Linked DNA regions of Mus musculus: region 2 is linked to region 1. A link is a loop called in an ENCODE intact Hi-C map of the cell type or tissue named here. Cell type or tissue: heart. All regions are shown on one strand. Links, peaks and the distances in the headings refer to the core of each region. The heading gives the core; the rest is flanking DNA.

What was found. Hi-C counts contacts between places; a loop is a spot of excess contacts. Peaks named below come from ENCODE experiments on the same cell type or tissue, not always from the same donor. Only the 100,000 strongest peaks of a DNase experiment are listed, where the experiment ranks them.
Region 2: a loop joins it to region 1, with 5 times the contacts of the local background. A loop is called at or near these places in 35 of 42 quality-filtered maps.

Annotation. Positions count from the first base shown.
Region 1 is chr11:66,900,858-66,910,176 of GRCm38, reverse strand. Gm12298 (predicted gene 12298) reads left to right here. Exons shown (of 4, transcript NR_033539.1): 4 at 4,273-4,545. It also overlaps the pseudogene Gm29712. Among named protein-coding and RNA genes, the nearest start is that of Pirt, 6.5 kb to the left of the region's middle. In heart, for the core only: a CTCF peak has its summit at 4,182 (motif pointing left); a DNase peak (open chromatin) is centred at 4,136; H3K4me3 peaks cover 436 bases; H3K27ac peaks cover 508 bases; H3K27me3 peaks cover 1,169 bases.
Region 2 is chr11:67,081,204-67,090,522 of GRCm38, reverse strand. Myh3 (myosin, heavy polypeptide 3, skeletal muscle, embryonic) reads right to left here. Exons shown (of 41, transcript NM_001099635.1): 4 at 8,098-8,241; 5 at 7,516-7,672; 6 at 7,097-7,124; 7 at 6,665-6,773; 8 at 6,356-6,448; 9 at 5,665-5,728; 10 at 5,482-5,580; 11 at 4,075-4,178; 12 at 3,857-3,995; 13 at 3,160-3,278; 14 at 2,925-3,074; 15 at 1,795-1,965; 16 at 1,399-1,705; 17 at 1,212-1,282; 2 more. Among named protein-coding and RNA genes, the nearest start is that of Myh3, 7.6 kb to the right of the region's middle. In heart, for the core only: a CTCF peak has its summit at 4,893 (motif pointing right); no DNase peak of the experiment used is centred there; H3K4me3 peaks cover 79 bases; H3K27me3 peaks cover 5,215 bases.

The DNA.
Region 1 (9,319 bases), core at 365-8,364:
AATATATGCATGCAGAAAATATACATAAAGTACTTGAAATTAGGGGTCAGACTGGGACAGAATGGCATCTGCAGGCTCCCTCTAGCAGAGCAGAGGAGGGAGGAAGACAGTTGGCTCTAGGCTGTAGGCTTTGGGGGGGGGGTTGAGTTGATGGGGTTGCTGTTCAGGTTTAGCATTGATGGGGGTAGTAAACAGGTCCTGGCAATGGCCTCTGTTTCAGACTCATTATTAAACCTCATCATTTCTCTAGTTTAAAGTTCTGCTGCCTTGTTATTGGTAAATGCAGTTTTCCACACAACCATGAGATGCTAAGGTGACTAACCTTCCGTGTTCGTCTGGAAATAGGTGAGTTTCCTGATGTGAGATTTTCAGAGCTAGAAATATGTATGCCCTAAGTAGAACGAACTGGTTTCTTTAGTAAAAACTAGTAAACAATGCAATATCAGTTATGTTGGGGATTGGTTTCAATGCTTTGAATTAACTCGGCCCCCAAAATTGGGACTCTGAGTATCCAAATGCTGAAGGTCCTTGTACCCAGCTGGTTTTTGACTGATTAGTAAAGAGCCAATGGCCAATGGCTGGACAAACAGACTGAGGCGGGCCTTTTAGATTTGCGAGGGAGAGGAACTGGGAGAAAGGGACAGGGAATTGCTGTGATTTGGAGAGAGGCAGACAGGTCAGATTTAGAGCTGCAGAAGGAAAGTCATCTGAAATGTAGCTGAGAAGGAATGTGGACTCCGGAAGGGCTGCCCGGAAGGGTCTTGGGCAGCAAAGACTAGGGGGCCACCCAGAAGGAGCCAGGGCAACAAAGATAGAATATAGAATTAGAGGGCATTAAGCCAGGATTACAGGGGGGAAATGTGTGGTAGCCATGGGAAGGAGTAGAACTGCCCAACCTTTGAGTTAGCCAAGGCATTTTCAAATTAACTGCTGTGTGTGTGTGTGTGTATGTGTGTGTGTGTGTGTGTGTGTGTATCTTTTATTCGAGAATCCAGATTGCTCCTGGGTAGGTACACACGAGCAACCCGCCAGGAGCCAAAGCAGCCTAACTGAACTCACAACTACACAGTTAGCGTCTCTCAGCTGGTGTAACTGGACTTGCTCCTTCTGGAATGTTCTTTCTGTTTGTCTTCATTTTGCTGACTGAGATTGGCCTCACCTCCTCTGGGCCTTCATAGTTGGTCACTTTTTTGACCTATTACACTTGATATCTGCATCTTCCCTACTCTTTCTCACAGTCTCTCCAGCTCCTTGGAGGGCCTTTCCTCAATAGAAAATTATTATGAAATATTTTCAAATTAGAAAAATGGGAAAAGTTGCCTAATTAACCACCGTATGCCCCTGCTGCGGTTATTTCTGGAACAACGATCAGTGATCACACTTTTTTTTAAAAAATATTTTTTATTAGGTATTTTCCTCATTTACATTTCCAATGCTATCCCAAAAGTCCCCCATACCCTCCCCCCCCAACTCCCCTCCCCACCCACTCCCACTTTTTGGCCCTGGTGTTCCCCTGTACTGGGGCATATAAAGTTTGCAAGTCCAATGGGCCTCTCTTTCCATTGATGGCCGACTAGGCCATCTTTTGATACATATGCAGCTAGAGTCAAGAGCTCTGGGGTACTGGTTAGTTCATAATGTTGTTCCACCTATAGGGTTGCAGATCCCTTTAGCTCCTTGGGTACTTTGTGCTCACACTTTTTAAAAAATTGTATCCCCCTTACACTTATTTATCTATTGATTGTTTATTTATTCATTTATTTATTTTCCAGTGTTTTTAGGCTCTTTAATATTGGAGGATGAGAAGAAGCTGTCAGTGGGGAGATGGCTCTGAGAAAATTTTCAGGCCGCGTAGTTCTCTAAGTCACTCAATCATCGTGCAGATCTGAGCCTTGATATTCACGGAGTCCTTAGTGAGGTTGTCGCTGAGCTCTGTGAGGAGAGAACTCTCGCTGTCAATGAACTTGAGAGCTTCAGCCAGTGTCACTCCAGAAAACACACACACACACACACACACACACACACACACACACACACACACATATATCCCAGGGCCACATAGATGCATGAAGTATCTGGGATCACTGTGTCTGTCAACGAAGTTACAGCCCTAATCCACCTGCATATATAACTGAGTGATTTGTTTCCTGGAGTCACTCAATGACGTTTCTGAAGGAATACAGACAGCTGCTCATATATCTTGTCTTGATGGTCCAGAACCTTTTGCAGGCCTCACTACAAGTCACTGGTAAAGGCCTTATACCACAGCATTTCCCCCCCACCCCCGCAGTACCCAAGGCCTGCTGTTTTGGGGGTGTCTCCATGATGGGTTCCTTAGGACCACGGGTAATAACTACACTTTTTAACTGAGGCACATTTCACTCATCTCTTCAGAGCATCATTGCAAGTCCTAGGGATGTTTACATTACATGGGTCAAAGCACGCCTCCTTTCGTTTTCTGCTGTAAGAACCTATAAACACAAGTCCATCAGAATCACACACAGGACTGAAATATTCCATTCCATGAGCTCAGCGCTCAGGTTTGTACGACCCTCATCTTCTTACAGTCAATTTCTTCTGAAAAATATCCAAACAGCAGTGCAGCTATGGCTCTTGGTGCCTGGTGTCCTGAGGAGCCTCTCACTGGCGGGAGTCTCCTTCCTCCGCCCCTGCATCTTATTTATGGAGAATACCAGATCTTTTGACTTAGGAGACTTCTCACATCATAGCTTTTTCTTTTTTAAAATTTAAATAATTTATTTGGTGAATTTAACAAGTAAAAGTGTGTGTACCTATCTTGTAAAATACAATGTTTTGAAGTACCTAAATATACCAGGATGGATAAATTGCCCTAACTTATATTACTGTGTGTGTTCATCATCTTCCCCCACATTCTGATCTTGAATATGGCCTCTTGAGTCACTTACCAGTTTTCTCCACTCTGCAAGGCTGTGTCTGAAACTCCACAAAGACCTCAGATTCTCCTATACTGCCTTGGTCTGGAAGAGGCACACAATTCCAATTGCTGGTGAGGTACCTGGCAGTGTCTCTGTGTCCCCTGGTCCTCACAGTAACCTGTGATATAGTCAGGCTGCAGCTTCTCTGTGACCAGTCACTAAGACCAAGACTTGAATTCAGGGATCATCTCTCCCTCCCCCTCCCTGCCTCTCAAGAAGACAGACTTAAGACACAGGAACTTGCTAGACATTCAGATCTGAGCTCTTCTTCAGAGCAGGCCCTGCCCTAACCAAGCACAGGCCTTGCTGTTCACTGCCAATGCAGTCTAGGGACCAAGCCTGCGTGAGAGCCTGGGGTTGAGGCTAGCAAGGGTGGGGAAGTGTGGGTGGGAGTAAGGAGAAAAAGCACAAGAAAAAAAGCACCGATGTCTTTCACTTTTCTACATCATTTGTACACTGTAGTGTAAAACCCACAATGGTAGCGCATCACCATAAAAAATGCCGAGATGGCGGACAATGGTAGGGCACACCTTTAATCCCAGCACTTGGAAGGCAGAGGTAGGCGGATTTCTGAGTTTGAGGCCAGCTTGGTCTACAGAGTGAGTTCCTGGACAGCCAGGGCTACACAGAGAAACCCTGTCTCGGGAAAACAAAACCAAACCAAAACAAAAATAAACAAAAAGCCTAGAACCTTCATACATTCTTGGAGAATATGTCCGTCCTTCCGTCCTTCCGTCCTTCCGTGTGCTCCCAGCTTCTACTTTCTTTAAGCATTCCGCCCACCCCCTTGTCTATCCTTCTTCCTTTGCTCCTACCTGGCACTCCACGCAGGCACCTGACAATTCTCAAAATGTCTTAAGTTCCTAGAGAAACACTCCAGGGGATAAGGCCCCTTCTCCTCAGAGCTGTTAGTGGAGCAGATGGTGTGAGACAGCAAGCAGCTGGGTCCCGCCTGGGGAAAAATAGAGCGCAAAGGCGGTGAAGGAAATGTTATTGTGGGGAGAAGTCCTCTGGGGACAGGAAGAATAAACCAGAGGTAGAGGTGTAAGGGCGCGACAGGGACCATCTTTTTTTTGAGGAGTGATGCGGCTCCCAGGCCGATCTTATCTGCTAGGATCTGTCCTTTTAGCTGCTAGGGAAAGGGCTGGGTTGCCTGGTGCTCCCAGTCGATAAAGGCCGGGCCTGGCGGCGCCAGAGGGCGGCAGTAGCCCGCTCCTTGGGTGTGACTGCCATCTAGTGGTAAATTCCGGGTAAAATTACTTTCTGTAGTCTTGCTGTATGATTTCTCATGTATTCGTGTTATTCTGTCTTCTAGAAAAATGTAGTGCGGCCCTTACCGAAGTCTGAGTTGATGGTGGAATAGCCAACGATCTTGGAGACCATTAGGCTCTGCCTTCGGGGAGTCTTATAAGCCACCCCAGACACAAGCCTCCGCGTTCATACTTGCTAATAGATGCATCAAACACTCAGTCCACTGCATACTTTTGTGTCAAAGACTGGGGTCCACTCACTAACCCTCCCTTTCCAACATTGCTATTTTGTTTAGGAAAAAAAATTCTTTATTTGGACAAACAGTCTAGACTGAAGTAAAAAAATAAAACCCACAACATCTCATGACTAAACCCATTTATTTCACTTTTCTCTAATAACCACTGTCAAATGTTCAGTCACAGGCTATTAAATAGGCTGCCCTATTTAACTTCACTACGCACACACTCAGGATCTTCCTGCTTGGGTGTGGCCTCTCTGAGGGTCTTGTCACGGCTATTTGCTTTGGGCTGCAAAGAGAGAAAAGTCCCGTTGGGAGGGGAAAATGTTTAGAGAGGCATGTGTGCATCCTTTTGGCCGAGGCTGGAAGTAGTGTCTGTCTCTTTTGCATCCTGTATTGGAGAGCTTCTAGTCACGTGGCCACATCCAACTGCAAGGGGGATGGGAAATGTTGTCTGGCTATGCATTCAGAGAAGCAGCAGCTAGGTCTTGATGCAAACTATATTTTCTACCAGTGTTAACCAAAGCCAGTACCTCTTTTGTGTTCCCTTTTTATTGCTGTGTAACAAAATATCTTCAAACGTAGTGTACTGGCACAGTAAACATGTATCGTCCCACATAGATTTTGTGAGCTAAAAGGTGGAGTAACTTAGTTGGTGATTGTCAGCTCAGGAAGTTATGGCCAAAATGACAGCCAAGGCTCTGTGCCCTTTAAAAGCTTAACTGAGGCTCCCAGATACATTCCAGTGAGCTGGAGAGTTCTTGGCAGCAGTTGGCAGGCTAGTGTTCATCCACAGTCAACTTGCTTCCCCAGTAGAAGCAGATCTAGAGAGGAGCCATGCACTACTTTTTCTGTTCATCTTAGTCATTAGTAACATGTTAGAGAGAGAGAGAGAGAGAGAGAGAGAGAGAGAGAGAGAGAGAGAGAATGAATCCACCTTTCAGAAGGAGGCTTGTATAAGAACTTAGGGATGAATTTAAAAATCAACGTGATTTTAAGGAAAGGAGAGCTGTAGGAGGGTCTTTCAATGCTCCTGGAAACCTTAGAACGTTTGCTGTGTGAGTACAATTTTCTGCCATTATAACTGAGTGTCACAGAGTTTACCGAGACGGGGTTTATTGGCTAAGAAGTTCTAGAGGCTGTCTTGTCTAAGGTGTGGTGCTGAGATTGATGAGGGCTTCAGCACTGGGTCCTAATGTGGCCAGGCCAAGTGAGAGTTTGACAGAAAGACAGAGAAAACCAATCAAACTCTAGCTTTGTATTTGGAGCCTCTTCCTGGGATGATGCACTAACTCACTTGAGAGGCAGGAGCTCTTGTGAGCTCGTCATCTCCTAAAGCCACCCCCCTTCCCCCGGCCCCCCCCCCCCCGACAATTGCGGTGTCAATTCAGTTTCAGCATGAGTCTGGGGAGGGATAAAATCATAGTATCCACTCTTCCCACCCCCCTCCTTCTCACCGCTTTGGCTGTGAGTATGACTATCATTGCAGCGGACACCAGGGGACAATGAAGGATTCTTTTTTTTTTTGTTTTGTTTTTTGTTTTTTGAGACAGTTTTTTTTTTCCCCCTCTGTATAGCCCTGGCTGTCCTGGAACTCACTCTGTAGACCAGGCTGGTCTCAGACTCAGAAATCCGCCTGCCTCTGCCTCCCAAGTGCTGGGATTAAAGGCGTGTGTCACCACTGCCCAGCACAGCGAAGGATTCTTAAGAATGGAATTAACCACTAATGAAAGTCAACCAAAAAAAAATGAATGGAGTCGGGGACACTGGTGGTATTTTACAGCTGTCCCTGTTGGGCCTTCTAGACTAAATGATGGGAAAAGATAAGTGGTCATCTTATTTAAGCCATTGTTTGTCTTAGTCATGGTTTCTAATGCTGCTGTGAAACGCCATGACCGAAAGCAAACTGGGGGAAAGGGTTTATTTGGCTTACACTTCAACGTTGTAATCCTTCACTGAAGGAAGCCAGGACAGGAGCTCAAACAGGGCAAGGAACCCACAGGCAGAAACTGACGCAGAGGCCGTGGAGGAGAGTTGCTTACTAACTTGCTCATCATGGCTTGCTCAGCCTGCTTATGGGATCCAGGACCACCAACCCACGAGGAGCCTCACCCACAGAAAGCTCCGTCCACCCTTCTCCATCAGCCACTAATCAGGAAAGTGCTCTACAGCCGGATCTTACAGAGACATTTTCATTCAGTTGAGATTTCCTCCTTTCACATAACTCTAGCTTGTGTCAAGATGACAAAAATAAATAAATAAATAAATACATAAATAAATTGGCCACAACAGAGTGCTTTCAGCAGGATGTCTATTGCATAGAATCTCACGGATGCAGCTGCAGTGTGCCAGGACAGGCTCTGGGGGAACCATTTGGATGAGAAAGGGTCACTGCTCTTCAGAGGGACAGGGATAAATGCTGAGTAGCACACAACAGAAAAGAGTGCCATTTTTATACAACCCAAAGAATGTGACGTCATGCATGAGAGTCAACCTACGCAACTCAAGCCACATCCATCCATGATTTTAGGATGTCATGCTTACTGCTTTACACGTGTGCCTAGAACACAGTGGAAGGTGTTCAGCAAAATGGGTTCAGAGATCAAAACAACTACAGCATGTTTTCAAGTGGAAAAAGAAAGAATCTAGCGATGCAGGGAGTCTTTTACTACCTACCTCAGCTTCTGGTCAGCTTGGAAGACAAGGCCAGTCGGGTGGGGCGCTTAGGAACTACACTCAGCAGATGAAGTAAAACTCAGCAGAAGGAGTAAGCGCTTATCTTTATTGGTTATTTGTTTTTGAGACAGTCTATGTAGCCCAGGCTAACCTTCTACTTGCTCCTATCCCGTATCCACCTCCCAAGTGCTGGGATTACAGATGAGCAAAACCACACCCAGCCTGTGGACGTATCCCTGCTCCTGCACACAGATTGATTTTTGGCATTTAGTCTGGTTCAAAATCTCCCTCTTGAAAATCAGAAGAACAATCCAGCATAGTGTGGTGGGAGTACTAACCTACTTAACTAATGAGGTCATTTGCTGTGCTGAGGATCTCATCACGGCTGTGGGTAGAACTTCTCGAAGAGTCTTGCTGCCCAAAGGATGGGCACTTCTGCTTAGCCCAGTCCTCATCCCACCGCACAGGACCATTAGCCAGTTTTAACTGACGCTCACATGTCCTTTCACATAATTTCTCTGTGGAGTTATTTGAATCAAACTGTCCTTCCTGGTGGAGTTTTCAAAATAGATTAGACAAGTGTCAGCCAGTGACAGTAATGTCCCAGACCCTTGTTGTAAGTCTAACCATGAAATTAAGAGGGATCATATCTTGCCTTCTCTCCAAATTTACAGAAAACAGGGCTCTTGGATCTGATGGCTCTGTTTACTAAGTCAGTAATGGAATCACTCTGTACTTTCTGTATAGTCCATATAGACAGTCCATGGCAATGTAGAGAGAGCCAGGCTGCAGCCTTTCTTTATGCCTGCAAAATTCACCAAGACCCTAAAAAGTACCATTGATTTAAAACAGTGTTTCTAAAACCCAGGAAGAAAAAATCCATCAAGTCTTTTCCAAGTTAACATTGTCATCGAGTCCATTAAAATACCTCAGGGCTTATATCATTATTGTTTAGTCTAGGCATATCTTGGTATGTTCACTAAGCTGTGAGGTTGGAGGATCCAGACTTGAAGATCATATCTTGGCAAGTACCCAAATGGCTGTAAGTGTGCTTGCTTCTTGAAATGCAGTGTGATGGTTAATCTCTCAATTGTCAGCTTGATGAGGTCTAGAATCCCTGTGAGAGAGTGCTCTAGGCATGCCTGCAAGGGCTTATCTTGATTAGGTTAATTGGGTTGGAAAGTCCTGCCCACTGTGGGTAGCACCATTCCTTATAACTGAATTCTTTACTGGATAAAAAGGAGAATTGAGCTGGGCACAGGTATTCATGGTTTCCGGATGCTGTGTGACCAGCTGCTTCAGTTTCCTGCGTATTTGCTCTCTCATCTGGGACTGGGGTCAAAATAAACTCTACCTTACCTTCCTTAGGTTGCTTTTGCTGTCCTATTTTATCAAGCCAACAGGAAAGGTAACCAAGACATCCAGGCATAGCTATTCTAGAACTCCATGGAGGGTCAAGGCCTTCTCTGATTTCCGAATCTTTCATTTCTGCCTGCCTTGTTGATAATCCTCTGTCTTCAGAGACTGAGCTAATAATGGACTGGAGACACAGGAGTCAGTGTCCAGCAGTTGCTCTTTCCGATCCTTTCTTCCTCAGCAGGTTAGAGCTGAAGTAACCCTCCCTTTGGTTTTCACAAATCCCACCTGAAAACATTTTGAAGAACCAGGAATGATGCCACGTCAGAACAATGGCGTCGACTGCACATGGACCTTAGTACTTCGTTGGCTTCTCAGGGGACTCTGTTTGGGCAGACACTTCACATGGATCTCAACAACATCAGCAGCTCCCAGAGGTCTCCCCAGAGACTTCAGACTACAAGTCCATACAAACGGTGTGGGTCCATCATACGCACCAATTAATCACACCTGGAGTGATGTAGACTATGCATTCCTGAGCACATGACGTGTTTCCTGGCAGCAACAGCCGGATCTCCAGTTCTCCTGGCACCATGGAGGGTCCAGATTCCTTTCATTTCTGGTATAAACCACTTTAACACCTTAGAGTTGGTTCCACAAGACAACCCCCACTTTATATGCTAGCCACAGGTCTGGGTCACTAGTATTTATGACTAATTTTTATTTTTATTTCTTTCAATTAAAATCTCCCATTGACTGGCCACTTCTTAGTTGGGAGTTTCTGTCATTCTTGGCTAACTTGCTCAAATGGGTCAAACAACTCAGGGAAGCACTGTATTTG
Region 2 (9,319 bases), core at 790-8,789, 180 kb before region 1:
AGCCCTTATCCATGTCAAAGGAAAAACTGCCTTTTGACGATGTACCTCTGTTTAAAGTCTCCATACAGGATCCTGTTGGGGAAGCCCTTCCTGCAGATCCGGATGCCTTCCAGCACCCCGTTACACCTGAGCTGGTGCAGGACAAGGCTGTGTTCCATGGCCCCTAAGAACACAGGCAAGACCCCTGAGCTTCACCCAGAAGCCCTTAAGACTGAGCAGCACCTTGAGGGCTGGCAGATGCCTCACCTGGGGTCTTGGTTTCGTTGGGTATTATACAGCGTACAAAGTGTGGGTGTGTGGTTCTTAAATTGGACATCAGCTTGTTCAAGTTTTCCTAAAAGGAAAGAGAAAAAAAAAAAAACATTTCTTTTGGCAGCCTACTGTAAACTTCCACAGAGACAAATACATGCATGGTGGTGAAAACTAAACTATATGGCTTCAACTTAAGAGTTGTAAAATTAATTCTATCCTTGAATAGTCCCAAACCCAGAGATGCAGACAACTTGCATAATTTGGACATCCCCGTCTTGAAAATCTAAAATGCTCTAAAATCTAAAATCTTTCTTCTATAGATCTGAAATTGTTTTTGAGTACCAACATGATACACAAATAGAACATCCCACCTTATGTAGGCAAGACAGCAATATGCTTCAAATAGCATGTGAAATTATCTACATCCTTCCTGTACAAGGCATATATGAAACACAGATGAATTTTGTGTTTAGATTTGGGTTCCATACTTGAGAAATCTCATTATATATGGATTAATGAAAAAAGAAAAAAAAACTGAGGTCTGAGTTTTGGTCCCCAGCACAGGGAAATGTGACCTGCCTCAGTCATCTTTCTCCCAGGTTGCAAGATGGCCACCAACTACAAAATCGTTTCCAAAATTAACATAGAAAATGTGTCTGTCCCTGTCAGGGGCCTGGGTGCTACTGCAGGCATACTGAAGGCAACTAGATGATTGGAACTGAGAGCTCATTGCCCCCAGCCAGCCAGACCTGCTAGTTATAGTACGCAATGGAACAAACCCTGGCCCCACATTTGTTAAACCTCATCTGTATATTGTCAGACTGTCAATTGATCTCATGCAGAGAGAGCCATCAGGCCGCGTGACTAACCCTTGAATAAAGCAAGCCTAGGATCTCGACATTGCTCATTTTGCTGTGACTTGGGTGAACTGATAATAGATTAACTTAAATGTGTCCTACCCTGAACAGTGCAGAGACGGTTTGGAAGGAAGAGCCTTTCTTCTTAGCGACTTTCTTCTTCCCACCGTCCGCTGCAAAACACAAAGGAGCCCGGGCACTGTGAGTGGATGTATCGAGACTTTTGCATGCTGTGGGAAAGGGAGATTATGTGAAGGCAAAGCCCCTGCGTCTGAAATCCGTTAGTTACCATCTGTTGTAGCGAAGGTGGCATAGAGATGTGCCAGGAGTCTGTTGGAGGACTTCTGGTACAGTCCCACCACGGTCTCATTCAGGGGGTCCTTGTTCTTCTCCAGCCAGCCTGAGACACTGTAGTCCACGGTGCCCGCATAGTGCACCAGGGAGAAGTGGGCTTCAGCCTTGCCTTTGACCACCTTAGGTTTCTGGAAGTTGTTGGACTTTCCCAGGTGCTGGTCATACAGCTTGTTCTTGAAGGAGGTGTCTGTCGCCTTGGGGAACATGCACTCCTCTTCCAGGATGGAGAAGATGCCCATCGGCTGGATTGAAGGCAAGGCAAAGCAGCTGAGTAAATAAGAGTGGGAAGTCCATGGGAAGGGGCCACAGACAGACGGAGCGGGGTGGATACCTTCTCGATGAGCTCGATGCAGGCTGCCAGGTCCATCCCGAAGTCGATGAAGGTCCACTCGATGCCCTCCTTCTTGTATTCCTCCTGTTCCAGCACGAACATGTGGTGGTTGAAAAACTGTTGCAGTTTCTCGTTGGTGAAGTTGATGCACAGCTGCTCCAGGCTGTTATACTGATGCCAAAAACATAACGTTCATGTCAAAAACTTAGACCTCTTTCAAAATGGAAACACCATCAGCGTTCCTCCTCATGGGTCGGGTCCCACCTGCTCTGCTAAGTTTTCAGAGGCAATCATGAGTCTTCCGCCTGCATGGTTCTCCCACCCCTAGGCCCCTCTTGTGCACTTATTTTGTGTTTATGCTTCTGCATGCCCGACAGGCTTCTGTTTCTTCTCAACTAAACTATGAGCTTCCCATCTCCCCACCTGGCAAACACTGAATACACACTTGCGCCTAACTCAGAACCAGTCAGATAATTATATCATTATATCAACCAGTACATGATTGACAGAATCTACTTCTCTGGCCCTCTATTCGATTTTTCTTAATTTTACCTATTTGGTGGTACCTTTTGAAAGTCCACTTGAAGGAAGTCTACAGCCCTGTGTGTATCGGCATGTATGTGCATATTCACATGTGCACAACTCTGTGTGTGTGTGTGTGTGTGTGTGTGTGTGTGTGTGTGTGTGTGTGTATACCTGCATAGGTCAGATGACAACTTTGGGTGTCATTTCCCATATACAACCCATCTCTTTTTTGATTTTGGACAGGCTCTCTTGGCCCGGAAATTTCTGGGTAGGGTAGGCTGACTGGCCAATAAGCCCCAAGGATCTGATTGTCTCTGCATCTCCACTTCTGAGGACACATCGCCATGCCCAGCTGTTTTGTTTTCTAATGTGAGTATTCTAGATGTCATACTGAGTTCACCCTACTTTCAAGGTAGGCAGTTTACTGAATTAACCATCTCCCTGTCCTCTACAACTGTCTTAAAATAACACAAACTGTCCTGATAGGCTATCTCTCTCCTATCCAACTCACTCTATCCTTCCTACAAGAAAACCATCCTGGTGTCCTCTTTTGGGAGTTATGAAAACTCCCATATGAAGATATAAGAAAACATAAATATACATACCTCAAAAATTTCAAAACCCGCAATGTCCAAAACGCCAATGAAGTGCTGTCTTGGTAGCTTTGTATCCAGCTGCTGGTTAATACGAGTGACCATCCACAAGAACAGCTTCTCGTACACGGACTTGGAGAGAGCGTTCACAGCATGGTGAACCTGTCGGAGGAGAGGCCAGCAAGCTCGTAAGAGGGCAGCGGCCATCAGGCTCCTCCGCCCCTCCTGCACTTGAGGCAGTCCTTACCTGGTCCACAGTCTGCCCTTTTGTAACGTATTCATTCCCGACTTTCACTCTGGGAAAGCACAAGGCCTTGAGGAGGTCTGAGGAATTCAGGCCCATCAAGTAGGCTGTTTTGTCAGCCACTGGTCAGAAAGGAAAGATCACGTTCAGCGAGGCAGGAGGAAAGCTATTTTCATATTCCTTGTCCCTTAAATGTCTCTGGGGAGCCTGTGACACTACACCATCCAGAGAGTGTCTGTGGCAGACTTCATGGAGCAGCAGAATTGGGCTCCAGAAAGCCCTGGCCATTTCACATTGCATCTGGAGTAAGACCTCTCTAGAACTTCAGCAAAAGGGTGGAGGGAGCAGAGAGATGGCTCAGCGGGTAGAGGCGTGGGGCACCACACCTGACAACGGAGTTTGATCCCAGGGACTTGTATTGTAGAAGGAGAGAACTGACTCTTGAAAGCTGTACTCTGACTTCAACACATGAGGTATAGAATCCTTACACACACACACACACACACACACACACACACACACACACACACACACCTAATAAGTGTTTTTAACTAGATTGTGATTGTTCCTTATATTCATTGCAGGCCCAGAAAAGGTTCATCCACCTCTCAGATTAATCATTTTCAAAAGAGGCTCTGGATGGCCCCAGGGGAGTGGCCTCCCTGCTCCCACTCTGTAGCCTGCTGTGGTGACACTGTACCTTCAGTGCCATCTGGCTCGGCCTGCTCCTCCCGCTGCTTCTGCTTGAACTTCATGTTCCCATAATGCATCACAGCCCCTGTCAGTTTATAAAGTCCAGATTTCTCCTCCGGGGTGAAGCCCAGGATGTCGATGGCACTCTGCAATGGAAAGAACAGCTTGTCTGCCCGTGGCCCTCCCTCTGTGGAGGCTCTCCCGCCCTCCTGTGGTCCTTCTTACATCCGTAGCTAACAGCTCCTCCGCATCGTCGATGCTGGCCACCAGGATTTCGCCCTGGCTGATGAACGGGTAGTCATAAGGGTTGGTCGTAATCAGCAGCAGCTCTGAAATGAGGAATTCACACACGTGGAATGAAAACTCCACCAGGTGGAATTGTGCTCCCGAGCCCTGGCCTGGGACTTCAACCACAGGGGTCCAAATTAAATGCAGAAGTAGAGCTCTCTAGAGCAGTGGTTCTCAACCTGTGGGCCGTGACCCCTTTCGGGGTTAAATGACTTTCACATAAGGATCACCTAAGACCATGGAAAACACAGATATTTTTCTTAAGTGTAGCAAAATTATAGTTATGAAGTAGTAACAAAAACAATTTTATGGTTGGGGTCACCCCAACATGAGGAACCGTATTAAAGGGTCCCAGCATTACCAAGGTTGAGAACTACTGGGCTAAGGGAAACTGCAGTCTCCTATGCTATGCGAGTTGAGAATCCTAGGGGGAAAAAAATTTGTGGTTTTGCTTTGCAAATGAATGTTGAATGCCAGTGTATGTTGGGGACAGTGAATAAGAAAAACTGAATGACTGCTGTGTGCCAGGATAGGAGCCCTTGCTGGGGAAAGTGTAGGCTGTTTGGGATAGCTTTCCTAAAGTTGGCTGGAAACCAGCAGCCTGTTTGCAGGATGGAGCTCAGAAGGCTAAGCTCGGATAGACAGAAAGGAAGGAAGGTAGTGAGCACACGGGCCTCTATCAGCTGAAAAAATATAGAGCCTGGGTCGGCTATCAGCTTGCACTGGCTTTCCATAAGCTGACATTGGTTCCTATGTTGAAACACAAGGGGGCGCTCAAGGACCATCAAGCGCTTAACTACTCAAAGACTGCCATGGAACCAATGATTTTGCCCCATTACAGCGCATCTGATCAGATTTTTCAAATTGGTACAGTGAACCTGGGGAGATGGCTCAGGTAAAGTGCTTGCCATGGAAGCATAAGGACTGAAGTTCGAATCCCCAAAACTCATATGAAAGTCAGGTGGATGTGGGGCTCTGCTTGTAATCCCTAGCAGAGACATGGGTCCTACCAACATTCTGGCAAACTACAGTAGCTCCAGGCTTGGTGAGAGCCCTTGCCTTAATGCACAAGGTTGAGAGAAAAGACACCCCGTGTCATTCTCAGGCCTCGGCATGCACATATGTGTGTGTGTGTGCAGACAACACATGCAACTCCATACACAGTCACAAAAATACTACATAATTTTAAAAGTCGATACAGTTGTTGCCCAAAAGAGCCATATCCCATGGCTGATATAAATCTGCATTGGCTGCAGAGTCACCTACAGGTACAACTAACTCTCCTGGGTCTGCCCAAAGGGTGACTTTATCCCCTCCACACCAACTCTATCCCTAACAGCTCACCAATCAGCTCAGGTTTCTTGTTGGAGAGAATCTGGTAGAAGATGTGGTAGCTTCTCTCAGCCTTCAGCTGGAAGGTGACTCTGGACTTTTCCAGCAGATCTGGAACAGAAGCACAGGGTCCGTCAGGGTTCACAATGCTCCCCAAGGCTCAGAGGCTCCACCTATCCCAGTGGGCATACTTACAAGTTTCAATATCTGCAGAAGCCAGCTTCCCAGTGGTGCCAAAATGGATGCGGATGAACTTGCCCTGCATAGAGGGAGAAGGAGACCGGATCCTTCCATGACTGGGGAACTTCCTCTGGATTCCTGAGCACTGCCCCTAGAAGCCCTTCCCTCAGTAGTCTTCCCTCCTGTCCCTTCTTCTTCCATTTGGTGTGTCTCCCTCTTCCTGGACTTCCCAGATCTCATTAATGAAATAACCCGAGTGCTAAACGGTGTCATTTCCCTGATTACAGAATCCTTCCTACTGTGCTTAAGACAAAACCCAAAGTCTTCCTCAGGGTTAATGTGCTTGTTAGTGAAGAGTCTCTTCTCCATCTTCTGCCTCCCCACCTGCCACATGGAACCTCTGCAGGAGTGCTCCACACAGCGTCCAACCCTGGGGAGCGCTCTTCCCCTCAACCCTTCCTTACCCTGCAGCTTTGGCTCCCGTACCCAACCCCCCAGAAAGAAAGCCCTTACCGGCCAGCCCTATCTGTTGGGGACCTGGTCCCCAATTTCTCAGTTACAGCCTTGGGGTTTTGAGCCTCACATTCACGTGGCCTGTGCGTTTGCTTTTTTCGCTGTCTCTTCCCACCGGGCGCTAAGTTCCCCAAGCCCCGGCACTAGGACTGTCCCGCAGGCTGAAAAGAAGAGCCTATCAGGGCAGACTCACAAAGCGAGACGAGTTGTCGTTCCTCACGGTCTTGGCGTTCCCAAAGGCCTCCAGCAGGGGGTTAGCGCTGATAATTTGATCCTCCAGCGTCCCCTAAGCAAGAAATCCAGGAGGTAGGGGAAATGCGTTTGTAAGCCACGTAATCCTCATCTAAAGAATCGTCACTGGCTCTGCTTTTCCTGCCTGCCTCGATTCCTGGATGCTCCGGTGACTTGACGACTCAACGACCAATCGACCCACGGTCAACCCCACGCTATCCTTCACGCTCTCCCACCCTAGCCCACGCTCTTTCCTTGCTCCCGTCCCCACCTTCATTTTGGAGTCCTTCTTCTTGGCAAGGTCCCCAGTGGCTGCAATTGTTGCAAAGTACTGGATGACCCGCTTGGTGTTCACCGTCTTCCCGGCCCCGGATTCTCCGCTATTTAGAAGGATGGAAAGACAGAGAAATTAGCCCTGTTCATAAGCCAGCACCTTAAGATGTCATCCAGTGGTCTTCAACACATCTGGCACACACATCAAGGGAATATGAGCCATCACACAGAGGGGTAGAGGACCTGGGCTGCAGTCTTAGTTAATACAAGCATGGATACTAGTAGTTCTCTGAGGCTTTTTTTTTTTTTTAAACCCACCCCCAACCTGTCTTTTCACCAGGGGATTTACTCTAAGCACTGTCTAACGATCAGAGCCGAGGGATACATCCACGGCCCCAGCTGAGAAGTCTCTCTAGGCAGAGATACTCACGTGATCAGGATAGACTGGTTCTCACGATCTGTGAGAGGGGAAGAAAGCAGAGCTGATGGCTGTGCCCAAAGAGTTTCCTACCTGCCATGCAAACTGGGGTTTTAGCTCCTTCTCCCTTGATTTATTTACATGTTTGTTTGTCTGCTTAGTCATAGATGGGGGTTTCCTGAGAACGAGACTCAGAGAAGCCAAGCCCTTGCTGAAAAATGAGGCCTCTTCTCATCCTCTGACCTCCGAGATGGTCAGTCTTTGCTTCTGATCCATAAGAATACGCTCTCCTATGGCCTAACCCATATGTGTGCTAAATGTAAGCCTCATTTCCGTCTTGCCCCTCCTTCTCTAAGGGCCTCACACCAGCGTGCCCCGGAGTCTGTCTAGCGCCCACTCTCTGCACCCATACTTCCTTCTCAAAAACACACCAGTCAGCATGAACTGGTAGGCGTTGTCGGAGATGGAGAAGATGTGGGGCGGAGCCTCCTGGCGTTTTTTGCCTCGGTAGCCGTCCACCACCTCGGGGTTGTACACTGGCAGCCATTTGTAGGGGTTGACAGTGACACAGAAGAGGCCTGAATAGGTCTATGGGAGGGGAAAAAATAATATATATATATGATATGATATGTGTGTGTGTTGCCTTTACTAATATCCCAGGCTTCTTTTGATTACTCATAAAGAAATCATGATTTCTATTGATGAATGAAGTAACTGAAATTCAAGGAAGGAAGCAACCAGTCCTCCCACAACTAATACCATGCTCAGCTTTCTTACTCTTTGGGGCTCCTCCTCCCAACCTTAGCTCCTCCTCCACTTCCCCCCTTTCTACCTCCCTTCCTCCAGCCCCTCCCCTCCCCATCCCATTCATCTCTGGCTTTTCTGGTCATTCACTTCTCTACTTCACCTCCTCTCTTTCAGCCAGATAACAGGAATCTTTGAAGACACCCTCCCCCACTCCTCTGCCCCCCAGCTGATGTCCCAGCATAGCCTGTTGGGTAGTAGCCACTCACGTAGATCATCCAGGACGTGTATCGGTCCTTGAGGTTGTACAGCACAGCGGGCTCGTTCAGGTGGGTCAGCATGGCCATGTCCTCAATCTTGTCAAACTTGGGTGGGTTCATGGCATACACGTCCTCTGGCTTAACCACCAGGGTCTGAAAGGGAAGAGCCTGGGGCTTATCTAATGTTCCCCAGCCATCGGACTGCTGAGGGTGTCTGGCACCCTAGGAGAGACTGCAGTCCAGATGAGCAGAGGAAATGCCTGGTGACAGTGAGGGAAAGTCAGGTTATGATGGCAGGTGGCAGTGGGAAAGTGAGTGGTCTGCTCTCACATAGGTCTATGGGAGAGAAAAAATACATACATACATACATACATGTATATACATATATACATCTATTATATATGTAATATATGTGTGTGTGTTGTCTTTACAATTATCCCAGACTTCTTTTAATAACTCATAAAGAAGCGATTTCTATTGGTGAATGAAATCTACTCAGGACTATTGATTCTGTCTCTCTGTCTCTCTTTGTGTCTCTCTGTCACTCTGTGTGTGTCTTTCTGTCTCTCATTATGTCTCTCTGTCTCTCTGTCCCTCTCTCTCTGTCTCTCTGTCTTTCTCTTGGGTCTGGGGTTGTGGGATGGTGACCAATGTGATGAAGGAAGATTTCTGAGGACTAACTGGGGCGGGGGTGGGGGTGGGGTGCTGTGACACAGAATTGGAGCAAAGGAAGGTGTTTGGCTATAGCGTTGGTTGTCCCTGTAGCTCTCCTACCTGCTCAGAGAAAAGAGCAAGTCTGCAGCAGGGCTGACCGGAAACAACAGAGAATGAGAGAGGCACTGTAGCCCTGGGCTAGTGCCCACAGAGCCTGCTAACTTCACTGCCCTATAGAAGCAGCTGTCCAGCCCTGAGAACCACGCCCCCGTCTCTGTAAAGCCCCCCCCCCCCATCTAGCCCTGAGAGCCACGCCCCCGTCTAGGTAAAGCAGCCATTCAGCCCTGAGAGCCACGCCCCCGTCTATGCAAAGCAGACGTCCAGCCCAGAGAACCACACCCCTCTATGTAGAAGCAGCTGTCCAGCGCTGAGATTCACGCCCCATCCTACTTCCTTTACCACCTTCCCTGCTTTGGGGGAAAAGCCACTGGCCCATCCTTCCCTTTTGCAGTGTCCCTGGAGCTCTGTTTTGAGAGGAAGACTTCCACCTGGGTCTGTCCTCTGTGGAGAGCCTGAG